2 separate regions of the Homo sapiens genome follow, and region 1 is linked to region 2. Evidence: read pairs that join two places in POLR2A ChIA-PET (ENCODE). Cell type or tissue: K562. All regions are shown on one strand. Links, peaks and the distances in the headings refer to the core of each region. The heading gives the core; the rest is flanking DNA.

Region 1 (5,381 bases), core at 95-5,094, 70 kb before region 2:
ACGTTTCAGGCATTCTCTGAGATGCTCCAGAGTTTGGTGGTAAAAGACCCACATTTGGAAAATCTTGACACCATTATTAAGGTAAACAAGATATCAAGGGAGAGTGGGAAATGATTCCTATTAACTGGTGAAAGTGGGAGATGAAAATGTGGAAGTATTCAGTGGTAAGAGGCAACGTAGTAAAGAGTATCAGCTATCAACTTTGAGTCAGAGACTTGGGTTCAAATGCTGACTCTGCCATTCATTGGTTACACGTCCTCCCGCTAGAAATTCTGCAAGGAATTTGCTCTCTCAGTGTTGCATTTCTTCACATTTACATGGAGATAATAATTACTGTGAATATTGAATAAGTGGCCTTCAATAAATTATTTGTTTATTTATTTTCAGAGACAGGGTCTTGCTCTGTGGCCTAGGCTGGAGTGAAGTGGCACCATTATAGCTCCCTGCAGCCTCGAATTCTTGGCCTCAAGTTATCCTCCCACCTCAGCCTCCCAAAGTGCTGGGATTACAGGCATGAGCTACTGCACCCTGTCACAATAAATTGTTTAAATAGTTGCTTAATTATTCCTTAAATTATTCCTGGGGGCAGGGCGCAGTGTTTCACGCCTGTAATCCCAGCACAGGCCAAGGCAGGTGGATTATTTGAGGCCAGGAGTTCGAGACCAGCCTCACCAACATGGCACAACCCTGACTCTACTAAAAAATAAATAAATAAATAAATACAGAAATTAGCCAGGTGTGGTGGTACACACCTGTAATCCCAGCTACTCAGGAAGCTGAGGCATGAGAATCACTTGAACCCAGGAGGAGGAGGTTGCAGTGAGCAGAGATCGCACCACTGCACTCCAGCCTGTGTGACAGAGAAAGACTCTATTTCAAAAAAAAAAAAAAATTATTATTCCTCACTAGTATAGAAGGGTTTTATTCAGTGATGAGGGAAGGGTCAGCCTCAAGAGTTAGTAAGGCCAGGCACGGTGGCTCATGCCTGTAATCCCAGCATTTTGGGAGGCCAAGGCAGGCGAATCAATCATTTGAGGTCAGGAGTTCAAGACCAGCCTGGCTAACATGGTGAAAACCTGTCCCTACTAAAAATGCAAAATTAGCCAGGCATGGTGGCGCATGCCTGTAGTCCCAGCTACTCGGGAGGCTGAGGCAGGAGAATTGCTTGAACCCAGGGGGCAGAGGTTGCAGTGAGCCAAGATTGCGCCACTGTACTCCAGCCTAGGCGATAGAGCGAGACTTCTTCTCAAAAACAAAACAAAACAAAAAAAGAGTTAGTAAATAAGCAGCTTCCTACCAGATGATACTCAAAGGTTATAATGACGAACTGCTCTGACCTGCACCTGTTCCTGTATATGCTCTTCCATCACTAGAGATTGATTCATTGGAATTCATTCACTGCATTCAGGTATCTTGCTCTCCTACCCTTTTTTTATTGTTGTTATTTTATTTTTATTTTTCTTATCCTTTTTTTAAGATGCAGATATCCCAGAAAGGGATAAGGCTTTAAGCTATTATTAATCGTTTGCACCCAAATGATGCATTTATTGTTGTCCTAACTGACAAGCAAGGCACAAAAACCTAGGCAGTCGAGTGGTTTGGCTGCTACAGGAGCTTATTTTCTAGCTTATTTTCTTAAATGCTCTGATGGGCATTTATTCTCATCCTAACTGACCTTAATACTACTTCTCATTCCTCTTCTATTTGTACATTAGCATACCAGCCAGATTGGGTTTCTCCTCTTTATGCAGTTGTACTTTGTACTTTCCTGCCTTGGCAGCTTAATTCAAGCCTTTCTTTTTCTCTTTTTTTTGAGACTGGATCTCGCTCTGTCACTTAGGCTGGAGTACAGTGGCGCGATTTCAGCTCACTGCAGTTTCCGCCTCCCGGGCTCAAGCAGTCGTCCCACCTCAGCCTCCCGAGCAGCTGGGACTACAGGCACACGCCACCATGCCCAGCTAATTTTTGTATTTTTTTGTAAAGATGGGGTTTCACCATGTTGCCCAGGCTGGTCTCCAACTCCTGGGCTCAAGCAGTCAGTATAATCCCTCCGGCAGTGCTGGGATTACAAGCATGAGCAACCACACCTGGCTGTCCTCAGAGTTAAACTTTAAAATTAGTAGCATGTTGTTAACTTTATTTCTTTCCAAAGCAGATTTGAAAGAGCTAAAAACATTCAGAAGTACAGAATAATTAATTGAAGAATTGGGCTGAAGAGAAAGTAAGTCTAGAAAATAAGCTCTGGCCAGGCACAGTGGCTCACGCCTGTAATCCCAGCACTTTGGGAGGCCAAGGCGGGCAGATCACCTGAGGTCAGGAGTTCGAGATCAGCCTGGCCAACATGGTGAAACCCCGTCTCTACAAAAATACAGAATTAGCTGGGCGTGGTGGCGAGTGCCTGTAGTCCCAGCTACTCGAGAGGCTGAGGCAAGAGAATCACTTGAATTTGGGAGGCAGAGGTTGCAGTGAGCCAAGATCACACCATTGCACTCCAGCCTGGGCAACAGAACAAGACTCCATCTCAAAAAAAAAAAAGAAAAGAAGCTCCTAAGCTCCTATATAACAACCAAACCACCCACCACCCATGTCTTTGTGCCTTGCTTGTCATTCTACCACTTTTATTTCCAACCTGAGCTATAATAGCATTTAGCAAAGTATTTTGAGATCTGGTAGCAACATGGAACTTGTCACTCCACATTTCTTTCTAAACACAATAAGGATGGTATCCCAAATCTTCCTGATAAACCATTTAGCCTCCCTTTATTTCTCACAGCACTTGGTCCCCTGGTTACAGTCAGTCAAAGACCATGAGCGGGAACGGGCCACGGCCAGCATGGCTCAAGTTCTGAAGTGCCTATCCAAACATCTCAACTTGAAGGTGAGCGGCCCTTCAGTTGCAGAGGAGGAAAGATCCAAAGCCATTCCCTCACTGCCGATTTCTCCTCCTCTTTATAACTCCCCAGGCTGGTTCTGTGTCCCCTTCGTGCTCATGTACTATCATAGCACTTAGCATTGTCTTCTTATCTGCTCTTCTCCTGAGCAGCTTGGGGCCAGTTGCTGTGTTGATTAATCTTTGCATCTCCATTGCTTAACACAACAGCTGGAACATAATGATATAGTAACTATAACCTGAAAATACCTGAGGCCCATGGTGGCTAGTCTCTGTATAGTATTATATTTGAGTACAGCAGGCAAATTTAAATAAATCAACTTCAATATCTCCCAGCAACTCAAAGAGAGTGGTACTATGGCACCTCTTCAGATCCTCACATTTCTCTTTCTCTCTCTCACTTCTCAGTTCTGAATCATCTCCCCTATGGCATCTCATTATTATGATGATCATTATTCAAGGCAGGGTCTTGATCCATCACTCAGGCTGGAGTGCAGTGGGGCCATCATAGCTCACTGCAGCCTTGAACTCCTGGCCTCAGGCAATCTTCCTGCCTCAGCCTTCCAAGTAGGTGGGACTACAGTCACACGCCACCACGCCTGGCTAATTTTTATTTATTTATTTATTTATTTTGGTAGAGATGGGGTTTCACCATGTTGCCCTGGCTGGTCTCAAATTCCCAGGTTCAAGTGGTCCTCCTTCCTTGGCTTTCCAAAGTGCTGGGATTACAGACGTGAGCCACCACGCCCGTCCTCTTCTGGATTTTTCTGAGGAAGGTCCATAGTTTTTTTTTAAATCAATTTTATTGAGGTATAATTTGTATACAATGAATTTATCCAATTTAAGTATACAGTTCAATGAGTTTTGACAAATATATATTATCTGGGTCTCTAACTTTTTTCATATTCTCAAAGAAATCTAAAGAATAAAGAATAAAAAAGGAAATGCTGAAGAAGCATTTAGTAATCAAACTAGGAGCGTAATTCTTCAGTGGCCTTTTTTGTCTTGATAAAGTTTGGGGGTTCTTAATATTATGATTATAAAACTTAGGGCCGGGCGCGGTGGCTCACGCCTGTAATCCCAGCACTTTGGGAGGCCGAGGTGGGCGGATCACGAGGTCAGGAGATGGAGACCATCCTGGCTAACACGGTGAATCCCCGTCTCTAATAAAAATACAAAAAATTAGCCGGGCGTGGTGACGGGCGCCTGTAGTCCCAGCTACTCGGGATGCTGAGGTAGGAGAATGGCGTGAACCCGGGAGGCAGAGCTTTCAGTGAGCCGAGATCACGCAACTGCACTCCAGCCTGGGCGACAGAGCGAGACTCCATCTCAAAAAAAAAAAACAAAACTTATTAACTGTTTGTCATTCAGTGACAGGTGCAGGCCACCACGCCTGGCTAATTTTTGTAGTTTTAGTAGAGACGGAGTTTCACCATGTTGGCCAGGCTGGTCTCGAATCCTTGGCCTCAAGTGATCTGCTTGCCTCGGCCTCCCAAAGTTCTGGGATTACAGGCAGAGCCACCGCGCCTGGCACCTTCCAAGTTCTTTTTTGTGCATGAGTGTGTTGGGGTGGGGGCTTCCATTTCCAATTTGTTCTCTACATATAGCCAGAGTCATCCTCTTCAGACCCATGTCATTCTTGCTTTTGTTTTGTTTCCTTGTTTTCTCCCCTGTGTTTTCTTTATTTTTCTTCATTTTCTTTTTTTGCCCCATGTCACTTCTTTGATCCAGTGATTTCCAAACTGATCTTAGAATACGGGGTCATGTCTGATGTAGGTCTGTCTACCTCTCTACACCTAAGTCCCCTGACTTATCACACAGCAGCCACCTTTACCTTCCTTCTTCCCACATAAGGCTCATCTTGCCTCATGGCCTTTGCACTTGCTGCCTTCTCTGCTTGGAATGACCTTCCCTAGCTCTGCACAGAGCCAGCCCCTCCTGGTTCTTTAGCACTGTGTTCAGATGTCTCGACCTCAAAAGGGCCTCTGCTCACCACAGACAGACCTACGCTTGCTCTCTGTCTCATCACTCTCTCCTTCCTAGGGCTGTCTAGAATCAGAGGTTATCTGGCTTGATTCTTTCTTTACTGCTGTGTTATCTGTTTCCCACTAATAGAATGTAAATTCTACCAGTGATTATGCTTGTCTTTTTTTTTTTTTTTTATGTGAGACAGGGTCTTGCTCTGTCACCCAAGTTGGAGTACAGTAGCACAATCACAGCTCACTGCAGCCTCAACCTCCTGGCCTTAAGCAATGCTCCTGCCTTAGCCTCCTGAGTAGCTGGGACTACAGGCATGTGCCACCATGCCTGGTTAATTTTTTTGTTTTTTATACAGATGGGGGTCTCACTATATTGCCCAAGGTGGTCCAAACTCTTGGGCTCAAACAATCCTCCCACCTCTGCCTCCCAGAATGCTGGGATTACAGACATGAGCCACTGTGCCTTGCAATTATACTTGTCTTGTTCAGCACAGTAGCCTCAGTGCCTGCCT
Region 2 (5,381 bases), core at 241-5,240:
GTCTATTTATTCTTCTGTAATTAGGAACATTTCCACAGCCTTTCTTTTTCTTTTATGACATTACCATTTTTGAAGAATATAATCCACAATCACTTTGTCCCTTTCTTTAATTAAAAAAAATTTTTTTAGAGGCCGAGTCTTGCTGTATTGCCCAGGCCTCGAGTGCAGTGGCACCTTTTTAGCTCACTGCAGCCTCAAACTCCTCAGCTCAAATGATCCTCCTGCTTCAGCCTCCCAAGTAGCTGAGACTACAATCATGTGCCACCATGCCTGACTGATATTTTTAAATCTTTTTATAGAGACAGGGTCTTACTATGTTGCTCAAGCTTGTCTCAAAGTCCTGACCTTAAGTGGTCCTCTTGCCTCAGCCTTTTTTTTTTTTGGGACAGAGTCTCACTCTGTTGCCCAGGTGGAGTGCAGTGGTGCAATCTGGACTCGTTGCAACCTCCGCCTCCCGGGTTCAAGCGATTCTCCTGCCTCAGCCTCCTGAGTAGCTGGGACTACAGGCATGTGCCACCACGCCCAGCTAATTTTTGTATTTTTCGTAGAGATGTGGATTCACCATATTAGCCAGGCTGGTCTCAAACTCCTGACCTTGTGATCCGCCTGCCTCAGCCTCCCAAAGTGCTGGGATTACAGGCGTGAGCCACTGTGCCCACCCTCATCCCCTCTTTTAATAGATGGTTCCCAATTTTGGATTTGTCTCCTATTAACTTTTGATTAGATGCAGGTTAGTCATTCCCTGATGGAAAACTGTATAAGTGATTTTGTCTCCTGAGGATATCACATCTGATGATGGCATGTGTTATCCATCTGCATCTCATTGGTGATGTTAATTTTTGTCATCTGGTCAAGATGTTGTCCTATTTCTCTACTGTATATTAATTTTTTTCACCTTGCAGCTACTCTATGGGTCTCAGATACATCTTTTACTTACTCTAGTATCAAGCATATAGAATTATTTGGCTGGATAGGAAACAAAACAAATTTAGCTATCCAGTTTGGATTCATGCTAATATTCTTTGTTTCTGGGACAAAACTATTTGTGGTCATTGTCTATTTGCTATTCCTGTGTTTCCAGAATAGAAGAGGAGCAAAGTTTAAAGCCCTATTCAGAAATGGCAAATAGGTTTTAGTTGATGCTAAATTTAAATTTTTTTTTATTTTTATTTTTTGAGACGGAGTTTTGCTCTTGTTGCCCCGGCTGGAGTGCAATGGCCTGATCTCAGCCTCCCCAGTAGCTGGGATTACAGGCGCCCGCCACCACGCCTGGCTAATTTTTTATATTTTTAATAGGGAGAGGGTTTCACCATGTTGGCCAGGATGGTTTCAAACTCCTGACCTCAGGTGATCCACCCGCCTCGGCCTCCCTAAGTGCTGGGACTATAGACGTAAGCCACCGTGTCCAGCCTAAAAAAAATGTTTTTAAACAACTTTGGTTCTAAAAATAAAATAAGATGATAAAAATTAAATGAAGATCAATGGGGTTAATTTTTTAATTGAGCAAGACATTATCATTGTTAGTATAAAACAATCTGATCTTTTTCTGTCAATGTTTGTCATTGTTCATATAATTTCAAAAATCTTTGTAATGACAGATTCTGGGGGAACTAAACAAAAAAGAATTATAACAAAACAAATGTAGAGCAGTACATGGCAGGAGAATCACTTGAACCTTGGAGGTGGAGGTTGCAGTGAGCTGAGATAGCGCCACTGCACTCCAGCCTGGGCGACAGAGCAAGACTCCATTTCAAATTAAAAAAACAAGGCTGGGCGCGGTGGCTCACGCCTGTAGTCCCAGCACTTTGGGAGACCAAGCCGGGTGGATCACAAGGTCAGGAGATCGAGACCATCCTGGCTAACACAGTGAAACCTCATCTCTACTAAAAATACAAAAACAAAATTAGCCAGGTGGGCGCCTGTAGTCCCAGCTACTCGAGAGGCTGAGGTGGGAGTATGGCGTGAACCCAGGAGGCGGCGCTTATAGCGAGCCGAGATTGCGCCATTGCACTCCAGCCTAGGTGACACAGTGAGACTCCGTCTCAAAAAAAAAAAAAAAAAAAAAAAATCAAATTTCAAATAATGAAACAAACTCTGGAGATGGACAGTGGTGATGGTTGCACAGTGTGAATGTACTTAATGCTACTGAACTATAGACTTAACAGTGGTTACAACGGTAAAGGTTATGTATGTTTTACCACGCACACACACGTACACACAAATGTATTTTCAAAAATTTTAAATAATACAGAAGGCTTATAAGTAGAAAGCAGTATCCTTGGCCACGCACAGTGGCTCACACCTGTAATCCCAGCACTTTGGGAGGCTGAGGCGGGTGGATCACCTGAGGTCAGGAGTTCAAGACCAGCCTGGCCAACATGATGAAACACCGTCTTTACTAAAAAATACAAAAAAATTAGCTGGGCGTGGTTGCGGGTGCCTGTAATCCTAGCTACTGGGGAGGCTGAGGCAGGAAAATTGCTTGAACCCAGGGAGGCGAAGGTTGCAGCTAGCAGAGATCGTGCCATTGTATTCCAGTGTGGGTGACAAGAGTGAAACTCCATCTCAAAAAAAAAAAAAAAAGAAAAGAAAAGAAAAACGTCTCCTTTTGGCACTCTCCGTAATTAACCATTATTAATAATTTCTTCTGGCCAGGCGCAGTAGCTCATGCCTGGACTCCCCAGCACTTTGGAAGGCTTAGACGGGCGGATCACCTGGGGTCAGGAGTTCAAGATCAGCCTGGCTAACATGGTGAAACCTCATTTCTATAAAAATACAAAAAATTAGTCGGGCATGGTGGGGCACACCTGTAATCCCAGCTACTCGGGAGGCTAAGGCAAGAGAATTTCTTGAACCCAGGAGGTGGAGGTTGCAGTGAGCCGAGATTGTGCTATTGCACTCTAGCTTGGGCAACAAGAGCAAAACTCTGTCTCAAAAAAAAAGGTCTTCCTATGTACAAATATATAAACTTGTTTTTTGGTATTTTTTCTTTTTATTTTCTTTTCTCTTTATTTGTTTGAGACAGAGTCTTGCTCTGTCACTCAGGATGGAGTGTAGTGGTGTGATCACAGCTCACTACAGCCTAGACATCACAGGCTCAAGCGATCCCTCACTTCAGCCTCCCGAGTAGCTGGGACCACAGGTATACACCACCATGCTTGGCAAATTTTATATTTTTTGTAGAGACGGGTCTCACCATGTTGCCCAGGCTGGTGTTTTTTCTTTTTAAAACATAAATTATACTATATGTGTTGCTCTACAGTTATTTTTCTTTATATTTTGGAAATTCTTCCATATCAGCATATGTAGTTCTACCTCATTAATTTTTTTAATGATACTAGGATATTTTAGGGTATAAGGATCTTTCATCTATTTAGCCATGCCTTATGGCCATTTCGATTGTATCCAGTCCTTTGTAGTTGCGGACAAATAAACATCATTGTAAAGATGATATTTCTGATAAATTCCAAAAATATGTATGATTCCTAAAAATGGGTCAAAAGATGTATCTTTTTTGGTCAGGCCCAGTGGCACACACCTGTAATCCCAGCACTTTGGGAGGCCAAGGCGGGCAGATCTCTTGAACCCAAGAGTTCAAGACCAGCCTGGGCAACAGGGTGATACCCTGTTTCTACAAAGATTAGCCAGGCATGGTGGTGCATGCCTGTAATCCCAGCTACTCGGGAGGCTGAGGTGGGAGAATCACTTGAACCCAGGAGGTGGAGGCTGCAGTGAGTTATGATGATGCAACTCTACTCCAGCCAGGCTGGTAAAGCAAGACCCACTCTCAAAAAAAAAAAAAAATCCATTAAAAATAATTACAAACTTATGAAAAAAAAGAAAACTAAGTCTTTTTAAAATGTAGATTGATATTCTCAAAGTCCCTTTCCCCCAAAATGTTTATTTTTTTTTGAGCTAGAATCTTGCTCTGTTGCCCAGGCTGGAGTGCAATGCACGGTCTCTGCTCACTGCAGCCTCCTCCTCCTGGGTTCAAGTGATTCTCCTGCCTCAGCCTCCCCAGTAGCTGGGGCTACAGGTGCATGCCACCACACCCACCTGTATTTTTTTTTTTTTTTTTTTTTTTTGTATTTTTAGTAGAGACGGGGTTTCGCTATTTTGGCCAGGCTGATCTTGAACTCCTAACCTTGTGATCCATCCACCTCGGCCTCCCAAAGTGCTAGGATTACAGGTGTGAGCCACCGCGCCCAGCCTGTTTTTATCTTTTTTATTTTTTGTTTGTGTTTTTTGAGACAGGGTCTCACCTTGTCACCCAGGCTGGAGTGCATTGTCGCGATCTCTGCTCACTTGCAACCTCCGCCTTCTGGGCTCAAGTGATCCTCCCACCACGCCCTCCTGAGTAGCTGGGACTACAGGTGCATTTCATCACGCTCAGGTAATTTTTGTATTTTTAGTTGAGACAGGATTTCACCATGTTGGCCAGGCTGGTCTCAAACTCTTGGCCTCAAGTGATCCACCCGCCTCAGCCTCCCAAAGTGCTAAGATTACAGGCATGAGCCACCGCGCCCAGCCTTCCGCAAAACGTTTTTAAGTGTCAAATTTTTAATGCTAAAAGAGCAGTTACCCAGCATCAATGTGTTCATTCAGAGAAATAAACAAAAATTTCAAATGATTTTGTTTGCTTTGACTTATAATAATTTGGGCTGTTTTCAAAATTTCAACTTAAATATAATTTTTTTAACTTTTATTATTATTTGAGTCAGGGTCTTACTCTGTTGCCCAGGCTAGAGTACAGTAACATGATCTCAGCTCACTGCAACCTCTGCCTCCCAGATTCAAGCAATCCTCCCACCTCATCCTCCCAAGTAGCTGGGACTACGGGTGTGTGCCACTATGCCCAGATAATTTTTGTAGCTCTTTTTTTTTAGAGATGGGGTTTCACCATGTTCCCCAAGCTGGTCTTGAAGTCCTGAGCTCAAGTGATCCACCCATCTTCGCCTCCCAAAGTGCAGGGATTACAGGGGTGAGCCACCACACCTGGTCCCATCTCTAGATTATTTATACCTAATACAATGTAAATACTATGTCAGTAGTTGTTACACTGTATACTTTAGGGAATAATCACAAGAAATGAAGTTGGTACATGTTCAATACGGACACAACCATCCTTTTTTTCCAATTATTTTTGATGTGTGGTTGGTTGAATCCATGGATGTGGAACTCACAGATATGGAGGGTAAACTCTAGAGAGAGAGAGAGTGTGTGTGTGTGTGTGTTTGTATGTGTATGGTGTTGGTGGTGGAGTAAAATATATATAACATAAAATTCATAAAGTTGACAATTTTTAAGTTCAGCATACCTTCACCTTCACATTGTTCAACCAACACCACCACCATTTCCCGAACTTTCTTATCTTCCCAAAC

The links. ChIA-PET counts read pairs that join two places held together with the same protein. Peaks named below come from ENCODE experiments on the same cell type or tissue, not always from the same donor. Only the 100,000 strongest peaks of a DNase experiment are listed, where the experiment ranks them.
Region 1: POLR2A ChIA-PET joins it to region 2 with 5 read pairs; 7 of 35 experiments call an interaction of 5 or more read pairs at or near these places.

The regions. Positions count from the first base shown.
Region 1 is chr20:37,152,560-37,157,940 of GRCh38, reverse strand. MROH8 (maestro heat like repeat family member 8) reads left to right here. Exons shown (of 25, transcript NM_152503.8): 8 at 1-81; 9 at 2,774-2,878. Among named protein-coding and RNA genes, the nearest start is that of RPN2, 24 kb to the left of the region's middle. In K562, for the core only: no CTCF peak of the experiment used is centred there; a DNase peak (open chromatin) is centred at 3,010; H3K4me3 peaks cover 221 bases.
Region 2 is chr20:37,082,335-37,087,715 of GRCh38, reverse strand. The region is part of intron 2 of RBL1 (RB transcriptional corepressor like 1); the gene reads left to right. Among named protein-coding and RNA genes, the nearest start is that of RBL1, 11 kb to the left of the region's middle. In K562, for the core only: no CTCF peak of the experiment used is centred there; no DNase peak of the experiment used is centred there.